3 separate regions of the Homo sapiens genome follow, and all the other regions are linked to region 2. A link is a loop called in an ENCODE intact Hi-C map of the cell type or tissue named here. Cell type or tissue: OCI-LY7. All regions are shown on one strand.

Evidence for each region. Peaks named below come from ENCODE experiments on the same cell type or tissue, not always from the same donor. Only the 100,000 strongest peaks of a DNase experiment are listed, where the experiment ranks them.
Region 1: a loop joins it to region 2, with 5 times the contacts of the local background. A loop is called at or near these places in 84 of 110 quality-filtered maps.
Region 3: it touches region 2 in a loop (3-fold over the local background); 14 of 110 quality-filtered maps call a loop at or near these places.

The regions. Positions count from the first base shown.
Region 1 is chr14:60,559,962-60,563,961 of GRCh38, reverse strand. No RefSeq gene overlaps it. Among named protein-coding and RNA genes, the nearest start is that of SIX6, 53 kb to the right of the region's middle. In OCI-LY7, CTCF peaks have their summits at 1,420 and 1,620 (motif pointing right); a DNase peak (open chromatin) is centred at 1,621; H3K4me3 peaks cover 489 bases; H3K27ac peaks cover 947 bases.
Region 2 is chr14:60,348,506-60,352,505 of GRCh38, reverse strand. No RefSeq gene overlaps it. Among named protein-coding and RNA genes, the nearest start is that of LINC02322, 27 kb to the right of the region's middle. In OCI-LY7, CTCF peaks have their summits at 2,201 and 2,403 (motif pointing left); DNase peaks (open chromatin) are centred at 2,425 and 3,215; H3K4me3 peaks cover 2,289 bases; H3K27ac peaks cover 2,306 bases.
Region 3 is chr14:60,201,922-60,205,921 of GRCh38, reverse strand. No RefSeq gene overlaps it. Among named protein-coding and RNA genes, the nearest start is that of DHRS7, 39 kb to the right of the region's middle. In OCI-LY7, no CTCF peak of the experiment used is centred here; DNase peaks (open chromatin) are centred at 891, 1,191 and 1,611; H3K4me3 peaks cover 2,342 bases; H3K27ac peaks cover 3,192 bases.

The DNA.
Region 1 (4,000 bases), 210 kb before region 2:
GAACTGTATAAACGCCCATTACAAAAAAATTAAGTTTTCAGACACAACTGTTTTCTAAGACTTAATATTTCCTTTTTATTTTCTTCCTCTTGAAACTCTAAAATGACACCTATTTTCTAAGATTTAATTGGCACCTTTAAAAAGGAAAATCATAATTATGTTAGAAGCACAGAGGGCCACCATAAAAATCTCATATACTTTATGGACTAAAGAGTGTGTTAAACAGATGAAAACTGTGATTTTCATCCATGATGAAATATATTCACTTTTCCCCCAGGACTTTGGTGTAGCTGTTTCAGTATTCAGGGCTTTATAATGATGGCACCTACATGATTTTTATTATTGAATCCCAATAGGAATGATTGTTACCTTTGAAAATTTTTTGGTCAGAAATCACTACATCAGAGAGCGTTTTCTCTGAACTGTTGTTAAAGCAGAACTTTGAGAGTCAGAAGTAGGTTGGAGTTATTCTCAGACTGACCTCTCTTTACTATTATGTTCTGTGCCTTGTTCTATCCCTACTTAAATCACATTGTTCTTAAATTTTTATATATACTTATTACAGTGCTTCAGGCAGCTGGTTTTTATTTTCGTTAGGATTAGTCACACTGTTCTCTGGCCTTGGAATTTGTAAGTTTTGGATGGAGAGACTGCTCTTGGATGCTGAGGCCTGTGTAATTTTATTAAAGTTTTCTTGGCTTGCTGAATTCACTGCTGTGGTTCTTGACAGATGAAGGGTGTGCGTGAATTGGCTGTAATTTTTTTGTTGTATCAGGCAAAACTCCACATTGGGTGGCTTTTAATAATTCAGTTTTACTTACTTTCTGAATGTTAGAGCATTACATAGGACTCCTAGAAAGAAGCTGAGTAGTTATAAGTGCTCTTAGATTGTTTTATTATCATAAGATTGCCCAAATTATTTCTAAAGCTGTACTAATATATGACATGTATTTAGGTGTATGAGAATTTGTAGGATAATTCTGGCAAGTTTGAGTATTAGGGCTTTGTTACCTATTTTCAGAAATGCTCGCTTTCATAATTCATCCTTCAGGCAAGTCAATTAGAAATCACTTAATTTTTCATTGAAATTTCCAGACACATCAATGCACTTTTGTGTCTCAAAGTTGGTTTCATTTCTTGTATTTGATCAAATTCTAAAGGTAAATTTTACAATGTAATCTGCAGAGCTATTTGGAGGAAGATGTTTGGTATTGATGTTAGATCTAATTTGTTTTCCCACCTAAAAATTCTACTGAATCCTTTTCATATATCAGGTATTTGTTAAATCTCTACCATGTGCCAACTCTGTGCCAAGGGCTGGGATACTCTGGGAATAAAAAGATAGAAGAAAGTCTCTTCTTTCTGTGAGTTCAGGGTCAGTGGGGTGTCAAGTGAGTAAACAAATAGTTACAACGTGCTAAAGACTATACTGGACATAGTGCTTACAGATAATTCCCAAGATTTCACCTTCTGGCCAGAGGCAGGAACAGTCTTTTTGGGCTTTCTCTGCCTGCAGCCTCTTCTGAAAATCTGGTAAAGACTGTGATTCAGAATGCAGAGACTGTAGGCTTCTAGTGGTTCTCGAGGAAACAAAAGAAAACGCTTTTGCACACGAGGTGGTGCTGGTGCTCTGCAGCAAGAACTAACCGCCACTTGGAGGCAGTGGAGATGGTCATCTTTTGCTTGTGCTGAAAAGCTGAGTTCTTGGGCTTTACCCTCCTTGGCCTTAGAGGGCTTTTAATTCCCAGTTACATCTACTTTTGGAATGAAAAGATCTACTTCATCTCTGAATCACTATTCATTTTCATCTTACAAGGGAGTGCTTTTGCTTTTGCTGAAAGTTATCAAGGCTTTCCTGGGAGTGTTCTTGAGAAATATGGTATTTACTACCTAAATGCCCTGAGTTTTTGTTTTGTTTGGTTGGCCCGACAAACTTTTGGCATAGCCTTAGCTGTTGAAGGGCTGTATTTGGAAGGGTGCAATGGAGGCAGAAGAGGGATGTCCCAAAGCGCTAAATTGCATTAGAGGTTGCTGGCTTTTTTTTTTTTTTAAACAATTGCTGCAGTATTTCTGGTAAGAAAAGTTATTAGGTGTTTATGGATGTTTCAAAAGACCAAGGGAAAAAAATGCAGATTCCATGGTAAAATATCCACCTGGGGACCCTTAACACTCATAACAGAACTTAAGTTGGGAATGCTAAGGAGTGTGATCAGCGTAAAGTGGCAGTTGTTTCTCACATGGGGTATTAGCTGGATGCAGTCCAAGAAGAAAGGGGTTGCCAGAAACATCCCCAGGGGAGGATGGGTTGGGTTGGCCAGGTAAATCAGGAATATAGGGTTTCTTCCTATTGAGCAACACCCACCTTCTCCCTAAACAGAGAAAGCTCAGCCTAGTTAGTGGAGGGCTCTTTTCTTATCTGCTTCCTTGGAAGTATTGTGGGAAGCAGGTTTATAAGAGGAGGTAAAAAATCAGAGTTCTACATGGGGCACATAGAGGAAGTATTTCAGGCTAATCATTTTGGGTTGCTGTTTTAGAATAATATGATTTTTTCCCCCTTTGGAGATAAAGTTGCTTTAAATTGTTTTTTGCAGGGCAGGTGAGGGAGTGGCTTTAGCTTGGTCCACTCTTATCTGATCCACTTTGGAATCCACAGACCATATTTGCTGTTCAGAATCTAGCATTTGATCGTGGTTTCATTTAGCACTGAAGTTTTGGGATATTCTTTGAGGAGAGGTTTTGAACATATGTTTTTCCCCAAAATACTGTTTTGAATAGTTGTGTGAATAATTGGACTCAATGTTCATATATTTCTAATCTCTTCAGGGCCAAACTCTTAAAAACAGAGTGTACTGCCACGTAACATCTCATGATACTGCTTGTTCCTAAATTGGTTATACATATGCATTCTATATTATATAAAGTACCTGTAATATATGCATATGAGACAGTTATATAATACATTGTGCATGTGTGATGTATTCAGTATTGATATAGATATATAATGCATACTCTGTACATTAATGTATGCAGCTGCCATTTATTGTATATTGTGGGACAGCAAGCAATAAAAAGACTACTATATACTCAGTAAGACTTAGGGTTATATATATCAGTGATTACATATTCTAAAGTTTAAATCAAATTAAACTTTAATTTGGCAGCCACTCACGGTAAAACTCTTCCCTACTCACTATTTGGCATATCCATAAGTTCAAGACAAAATTATGAAAAATTAAATAAAATCAGCCAATTCCCAACTTATAAAAGGGTTATGTTCCAAAAGTTTCTTTTAAATATTTGTTCTATAGGAACACATTCCCATAAAAATGATCATATATGATGGTTAGTTTCTCTGACTAGTCAACAAAAGTTCAATTAAACCATAATGACTTTCACAATAACTGTAGCCTGATTTCTGGGGCCTGTAGAAAGGAGCCATGCAGTAATAGAGATGAGAAGGAAGTAGGGTCTTTTGTTTTTATGAAGCAGAACAAAACCCAGGCAAAATATTTTAAAACAAGAACAATTTATATTTGGCCAGTGCCAGCTTCCTTTTCTGCACCCTTCTCCCAAGGAACCAGGACTCCCATGCTATCTTTAATGCTTCCCACCTTGTGGTTTCCCACTCAAGTCTAACATATTCCTAATGTGCTCCATGCTCTAGAATTACCCACCCCACTCACTATATTAGTGACTTAGGAAGTATGGTCCTTCCATTAACTTGCATTGGAATCACCGGTGGTGCTTGTTCAATACAGATTTCTGGATCCTACTGTAGACTTACTGAATCAAAATATCTGAGGGTGAGGTGGGGCCTGCAAATCTATCTGGATTTGTAACAAACTCCTTGAGTCACTTATGAACATTTAGATTGTGTGCCTCTGAAATGAAATCTCTCATTTCATCAGAAGAGGTAATGTTGTAAATTAGTGTTTCTCAAACTTTGGCATGCATCAGAATCCTCTGGTGGGCTTATTAAAACACAGATTGCTGGGCTCTC
Region 2 (4,000 bases):
TGCAACTTGGATGTAGGTTCCACTAGCTCACTCATTTCTTCACTGCTTTTAATCCAGGCTGTAGATAACACAAGCCAAAATGTTGCTTTATTAATAATTATTCTGAAACTATAGTAACATATATACTTTTCCATTTTAAATTTTCCCTAGTTTTGCTATACCAGCACTTTTAATTTTGTTAGTATTGAGCACTGATGCACAAAATGCTATAATATTTAAAGGAAATGATTCATAATTATTGCCCTTCTGGCTAAATCAGCCCAATAGTCAGATTTGAAGTGGTACTGTGGTAGAAACAGACCAATGGATTTTTTTAAAGGGCCTCCCAAAATGCCCTGAAGTACACTGGCAAATATGAATTTTTCACATATTCATTGCTTCACAAACAATGTATAGAGGAATATACTGCTGTTTTGTTTTATTGGTTGTGTTTCTCTTGGGGCATTCATACCTATCAGGATTGAAAAGAAGAGCAAGAACCGGTAATAAGACACAATTAATGTCTTGCATAGGTTTCACTCAAATCAGAAAAATGACACCAAGGACATGGTAAGGAGCACAATAGAGAACAGTTAGGGCACAGCTGGAAAAGTTGCCTTGATATCTAAGTATACAATTGGCATTGATCCTTACGCTTTTAGGATGAAACAGGAAAAAAAAGTCTTCCAGCTCTCAACCCAATCTGTAAAATAAACATGTAATGTTGGAAAAAGCAAACAAAAGTGCACATTTTTAAAGCAAATTTTATGTGGGTATGACATTGTTCTTAAAAAAATAAGGAAATAAATAATCCTGGAGGGGATGGTTCAGGGTCTATGAAAAATATGTGTGTGTACTTGTTGATGGGGAAATTGGCACAGAAGGGAGTTTAACCTGGTTATGAAATGGAATTTGCAATTTCAAGGAAAGGCAAAATGACTTCTACAATTACCGTCAACACACTTGTTCTATTACTGGTGGATTCTTATACCGTTTAGTTCCTTTGAATTCATTTAAAAAGGAATAGTGTTATTACATGATTTGAGATATTCTAAATAAGCTCCATTCTTCAACTGCTGACTGCAGTGAATTAGAGAGCAAGTAGACAGCTAACTTGCACTATTAACATTTACCTTTATTTGGTCAGTTGAAATATATATCAGCTTGAAAAGATATTATGTCATTCTAGAAGCATCAGTTAATACATTTTTAATTAAATCTTAGCAGCTAATTGTGTAAAAATATTTGTAACCTGTAATTCTCTAAGTCCTTTTGAAACCTTTTTTTCTGAAAAAAAGACAAAGCATATATAATTAGATATTTATATGTATAATCTCAATGTGCTTTTTTAAGATCAATTGATTTATGGATGCCTATGAACATATGGCAAATCTCATATCAAAAAATTAAATTCAGATTAAACATTTTCAAGTTCTTAAGTTATGTGATAGTAGGTGGTATAGTTTCTACAACTTAGAACCTAATTCCTTTAATTTACTTAAAACATATTTGAAGCAGCAAAATTCCACGATAATATGGGAAATTAGATAATCCAATGAAATTCATTGTAATGAGATTTGATCCTTGTACAAATGTATGTAAATATATATACATGTAAAGGCAAATGCATGTATGTATGGAAATGAATGTATACGTATGGATACACTATATGAAGATTGTATTTTAAGTAAAAATCTCTGCAAATGTTTGGATGGAAACCCCTTTTAATCATTATTGGTCCTTGCTAAGAATGCATGAAAGCAGCTGAAGAAGGCATTAAACAAAGCATTTGGGAGCCTCAAGGTTTACAGATCCTTTAAATTACGACACCATGAAGTAAGATGCTATGAAGGAGAGGAAGGTTTTGATGAAGAGAGTCTTCTCTAATTCGCCTCCCTTTAGAGCCGCCCAGGATACAGCCAAGGAGTGCAATGTAATTTGAGCAGTTCCTCTGGGTTATCTCCCCAGAGCACCAGGCTAGGAGGAGTTGGAAAACTGGTGCTTAGTAACGAACCCTTAATAAAGACATTCCTGGACCTAGACAGAGCTGTACTGTTCGTGGATTCATGCCACATGCAGCTATTAAAAATATTTCCTTAATGAGAAAAGGAACTAAAATGAGTAGCAAGCCAGCATTTCTCTCTCACTAAGTAGCACAGTAAGAGGAAAACAGAACTAAAAACAAAAAACTACTTTACAACTGTGTTAGATTGCTCAGGGGGGAAAAAAAGCAAGCCATGTGTTAGAATCAGCTTTTAGTTTGACAGTGGTCTTAGGTCTCTATATTACATATTATAATTGCCGATATTTTAATGAAACCTTAAATGCTAAGCTTATTTGAACTGATAATGAAGTTTTCAGCTGTTAGTTTCAAATGATTTAAAACTACTGAAATAGATTTGGGACTAGGATTTACTCTGCCACCTGCTGGCCATTTAAAATTAATGCTGCTCTCAGGAGCTGGCCACTTTGAACAGTGAGCCTCAACACTGGTTTGTGAAAAGGCAGTGCTATACTGGAGAAGAATTCACCTGGCCTGGGTGGTGGTGTCAATAGCACTGGATCTGATGTCAAGAAACCTGGGGCGAGGGATGGAGGTGGTCTTGCAGGAGCCCAGTTTTACCACTTCCTGTATAGGCGGCCAGTTGCTTAAGTCCTCAAAGGTTCCCTCCATAACCGGAGATGCTCTCCTTCCCTCTCCGTGACTGCCTCGATCCAACACCTTAGCCACCTCGTTTCCAGGACAGGTGTTATGAGACCTGCCTTACCTCAAATGAGAAAATACTTATAAAACCATCAGGCATTATAAAAAATATACATTGGTCAGAATTATGGACGAAATTAACAGTATGTGGTAATCCATTCTCTTCCTGCAATGTATATTTCATGTGGGCATTGTCACAAAGCTTTTACTCAAATCCAGAGTCTAGCTGGACCAGTCACCTTAGATTATCTTTGAAAAAATGGAAAAGTGTAGGTGCATGCATATTTACTTAAATACTGAACTAGTTTCCTAACTCTGGCAGGTCCTCTGGCCTGTATCATCCTTGTCTTCCAAAATCACATGTTCCAATTAAAATGCATAAAGCTTCTTAAATTTGTGTTTGAGGCCAGGCACAGTGGCTCACGCCTGTAATCCCAGCACTTTGGGAAGCCATGGCAGGTGAATGGCTTGACCTCAGGAGTCCGAGAGCAGCCTGGGCAACATGATGAAACCCCGTCTCTACAAATAAAATAAAAAAAAAAAAGCCGGATGTGGTGGCGCGTGTCCGTAATCCCAGCTACTTGGGGGGCTGAGGTGGGAGGATCGTTTGAGCCCAGGAGGCGGAGGTCGCAGTGAGCCGAGATTGAGCCACTGTACTCCAACCTGGGTGACAGAGTGAGACCCTGTCTCAAAAAAATAAAAGCGTTTGAATAGAGAGGGAAAGTGCCAGTAATCATAAAAACAAAACTATCTTCACGATCTTTCCGAGTTATGCCAAATAGTATTCAACAGTTGCTTTAATGAAACTCAGGAAAACAAAACTGAGATACACAAAACATCATGGCCAAAATTGAATCAAATTGCCACATTGAACTTCCTTTATTTTTAAAAACAATTTCTTGATTTCCTAGCTATGGCCTATTTCATTTTTAAAAGTCCCAATAAAATTTCCACAATTTACCCTTGGGAGGGACTCTGTTGTTGAGATTTAGTATAAATTTGCAGGTATTCACAAAAGGCAGGTCAGGCAAAATTACAGTCTCCCCAGTTGCTTTATTTCCTCACATAAATATCCCTTAAATAGCTTTTTTCATGCTCATGAACAGCGCTGCAATCACTTTCACAAAACAAACATAGAATTCTGAACTTAAGCAAGCCACTGAGTTTGCTTGAGGGAAACAATGTCTTCCTTGTCACTTGGTTTTGTCTTTTTTTTTTTAAAGAAGAGGAAAGGTTTTTTCCCCTCTCCTGTTTTTAGACCACCCATGAACCTTTTTATTTTTCTCATTTAATCTGAGAAAGGGGAGAAAAGGAGAC
Region 3 (4,000 bases), 150 kb after region 2:
ATTAATACAAGGATGATATATAATAAAAAATTATCATGACCTAAATGTTTATCAGCTTGGTTTGTTGAATAAATTATGGTACATACATATAATGGAATACTATGGACAGTAATAGATGAGATGGAATGCTACAGTTATTGTATATGTTAAGTTAAAATGCCAATTGCAGAACAGTGTGATCCAATTTGAAAAAAAATCTGGAAGAGACACACTACAATGTGGTAGGGTGACAGAATTTCTCTTCTTTGTGTCATTGATTTTTTTTTTTAGAGTAAGCATTCACTGCTTCTATAATCAGCAAAAACACTGAAACTTTTCCACCCACACCCCCATAAAACAAAAAAAAAGAAAGTATTTGTATGAGCAAGTAAGAATTTACATAAAAGGTGATACTATTTCCCTCCTCCCCCCACCACACACACATCTTTTTCCCCTGGTACTGGAATTCAAAAGTCAGTATCACTGTGGCAATGACGAATAGGCAAAGGTTTGGTAGAGCCATGATGTTCCGAGATTTTTATTAAAGAAATTCACAAGCCTGATGAGTTGAAGAAAGCCTAAAAAGCTTTCTCCTTTTATGGTGTTGTGTGTATATGTTTGCATGCCCTTAGATGCAGCTTCTCATGCATCTTTTCCAATGACTCGTGGAGACTCTGGGTCAATGTCAAGAGGGCAGACTCTTTTCATATTCCCTCTCCCTTCCTGATCCCCAGAGGAAGGCCTTCTTTTAGAATCCTTGGCTGCGCCCAGCACCAGCGCTGGGAAAACTTCAAGTAGAGGAGGCTCTACCCACATTCCCTCCACAGGACCATCTTCCTCCTCTCAGCTTCCCCTCTCACCACTCTCTGTCACCTGAGATACCCAAGCTACTCCCCATAGCCTGTTTCTGTCAGCTGTGGTCCCTCACCACACATACCTCTCACAGCCTTTCAGCCTCCAGAATAACATTGCTTTCTATTCCTGGCTCCCTGTTGAACCATGACAACTCCTATCTTGTCAGGGCAATGTTCCTGATTAAGAGGAATTAAAATCTCAAAACAGGGCAAATAATCAATACTCTGACAAGTAGTACGTCACCAGGGCTAGTCACATCTCAGAAAGAGAGTTAACCTGAAGGAATGAATCTGTAATATTGTAATTTAGCCAGGGTTACAGACTAATAAGGACAATATTTTGGGTGGGTGTATGTGTCCGTGTGGGGGTGGAGGCAGGAAGCTAATTAGCAACACAACAAGGACTAGAACTTTTGTTTCCCTGTTGCTCAATCCAGGGCTCTTCTGGCAATAGTTTGCTGCCTTTTTTTTCTCCTTTATTGGAATTTAACACTTTAAGTAGTATTGTATAATTTGAAGAAAATTTCATCCTTCAATACTTTAAAGAGGAAAAGTATTACATTGCTATAGAATGTGTGTAAAACGCTGATTTGAACAGTGTTTGTAGTCATTTTGGCATATCAAACGATTATTAAATTACAGTATCTCCAGTTTAAAGCAAAGAATCAAGATAGTATTAACCCCTGCCATACTGTTTGAGAGGCAGTGAGCTCTGAAATCAGATTGCCTGGGTTGAGTGGGCAGGCAGTCTTATTTACATGCAACGGCTAGTTTAGCCACACGCCAGCTGTGTGACCTTGGGCAAATTAACCTTGCCTCTCCATGCTTGCGTTTCCTCTTTCATAAAACATGAGCAATAAAGGTATCGATCTTACAGGGTTGCTGCTAGCATTGAATGAGTTGATGCATATAAAACATTTAGAACAGAGCCTGGCACAAAGTAAACACCCGATAGATGTCCCTTGTGCAATTAGCAGTTGATGAAATGAAAGTATAGGTCACAGCTACATATATATTTTGTTGGATGCTCAAGTCAGCAAAAAATATGTTAAACATACCAGTGAGAATAGTCAGGAAAACTTAAAAAGAACAATGATAAAATGAAGACTTGCATTTCCAGGCATTACTATCTTTTATACCACCTATCAGTACAATCAGTGAAATAAAATGAGACTGTAGTAACAGTAAACAGAACAATGGAACAGAATAGAAACCTCTAAAAGCAACCCCAAACACACACATGAATTTAGTACTAGCAAGATTGACATTTGAAATTTGGGAAGAAAAATTGAGCCACCCAATAAATAGTAGTAAGACAAATGGTGAGACATTTGGAAAAGTCATCAAATCTGTTTTTTATAATTTATACCAAACTAAGTTACAGGCGGATAAAGGTTAAATGTAAAAACAAAATAAAAATATGAAAGGATGAAAAGTAAGGATAGAGTATAAAGATAACTATAATCAGCTATCAAGGAAAGGAAAGACTTCACTTAAAAATAAAGGAGAAGCCATAAAGAAACAGCTAAATAGACTTTAATATGTACAATTATTAAAATTCTGTATATTAAAAAATTAAAGAACGGGGGAAAAGTTGAATATGGGGTCAAGAGCATTACTTGATAAAGCTCATTTATAAATCAGTTAGAAAATATGATGCCCACTGAAACAGAGAAATGGGTAAAGGACATGAAAGGTAAATTCCCAAAAGATACTAAATGACCAAAATAAAATAAGAAATTTCAGTTAGATTAATATTTGAAGGAATGCAGTTCCCTTAAAATGAGATACTATATCTCTTTTAATGAATTTACAACTTTTAGTAAATTATAATCCCCAGTATTTGTGAGAGTTTGGGGAATGGATATTTTCAAGTACTGTTAATAGGAGTGTATTTTGCTACAACATTTCTTCAGAGTATTTTAGTGGTGTGTCAAAAGTCTTAAAAATGCTTATAGCCTTTGACTAGTAATTCCACTTCTTAAAATTTGTCAGAGGGAAATAATTGGGAATGTAGCCAAAGGCTTATCTTTAAAGATACTGAACATTTCTCATAGTAGGAAAAAACAGAACAAAACAAAGGATTGGATAAATAGATTGGATTTTCCATATGAAGGAATAATATACAGTCACTAAAAACAATGTGTTTGGCAGGGAGTGGTGGCTCATGCCTGTAATCCCTGCACTTTGGACTTTGGGGAGGCCAAAGCAGGAGGAGAGCTTTAGGCCAGGAGTTCAAGACCAACCTAGGCAACACAGTGAGACCCCCATCTCTACCAAAAAAAAAAAAAAAAAAAAGAAAGTCAGACATGGTGGTGCACACACGTAGTCTCAGATACTTGGGAGGCTGAGGCAGAAGGATTTCTTAAGCCCAGGAGTTTGATGCTAGAGTGAGCCGTGGTCATGCCAATGCACTCCAGCCTGGGTGGCAGTGCTAGACGCTGCCTCTAAAAAAAAAGTTTGTTTAATAACATGGAAAACTTAACAGAATATACGATGTTAAAAAAAAACTGGCTTATAAAACAGTTCAATACCAACATTTTAAAATATGAATTCTTAAAGGGATGAAAAAATATGTTTCAAAGTCTTAGCAGCTGCTTATTTCTAAGTGGTGAAATTGAGGATTATTTTGATTTTCTTCTTTTTCTCTTTTTTTTTTTTTTACAGAGGGCATGTATTATCATTTTAGTTAAAATTTTAATTGAGACAATTATAGATTTACATGTAATTGTAAAAAATAATAGAGAGATCTCTGTACCCATTATCTGGGTTCCCCCAATGGTTATATCTTGCAAAACTATACTATGATATCACAACCAAGATATTGGCATTGATACAATCTGTAGATCTTATTCAGATTTCCCAAGTTTTGCTTGTACTCATTTGCATATGGGTGTGTGTTTAGTTCTATACAATTTTATCACATCTGTAGGTTTGGTTATTCACCAGCATAAGCAAGATACGGAGCAGTTCCTTTACCATAAGAAAGATCTCTCCTGTTACCTTTATACCCTCACCTACATTCCACTTTTTTAAATTTTTAATTTTTATGGATACATATTAATAGAAGTTATATGTATTTATGGGGTACATGAGATATTTTGCAACAGGCATACAATGCATAATAATCACCTCAGGGTAAATGGAATATCCATCACCAAACACTT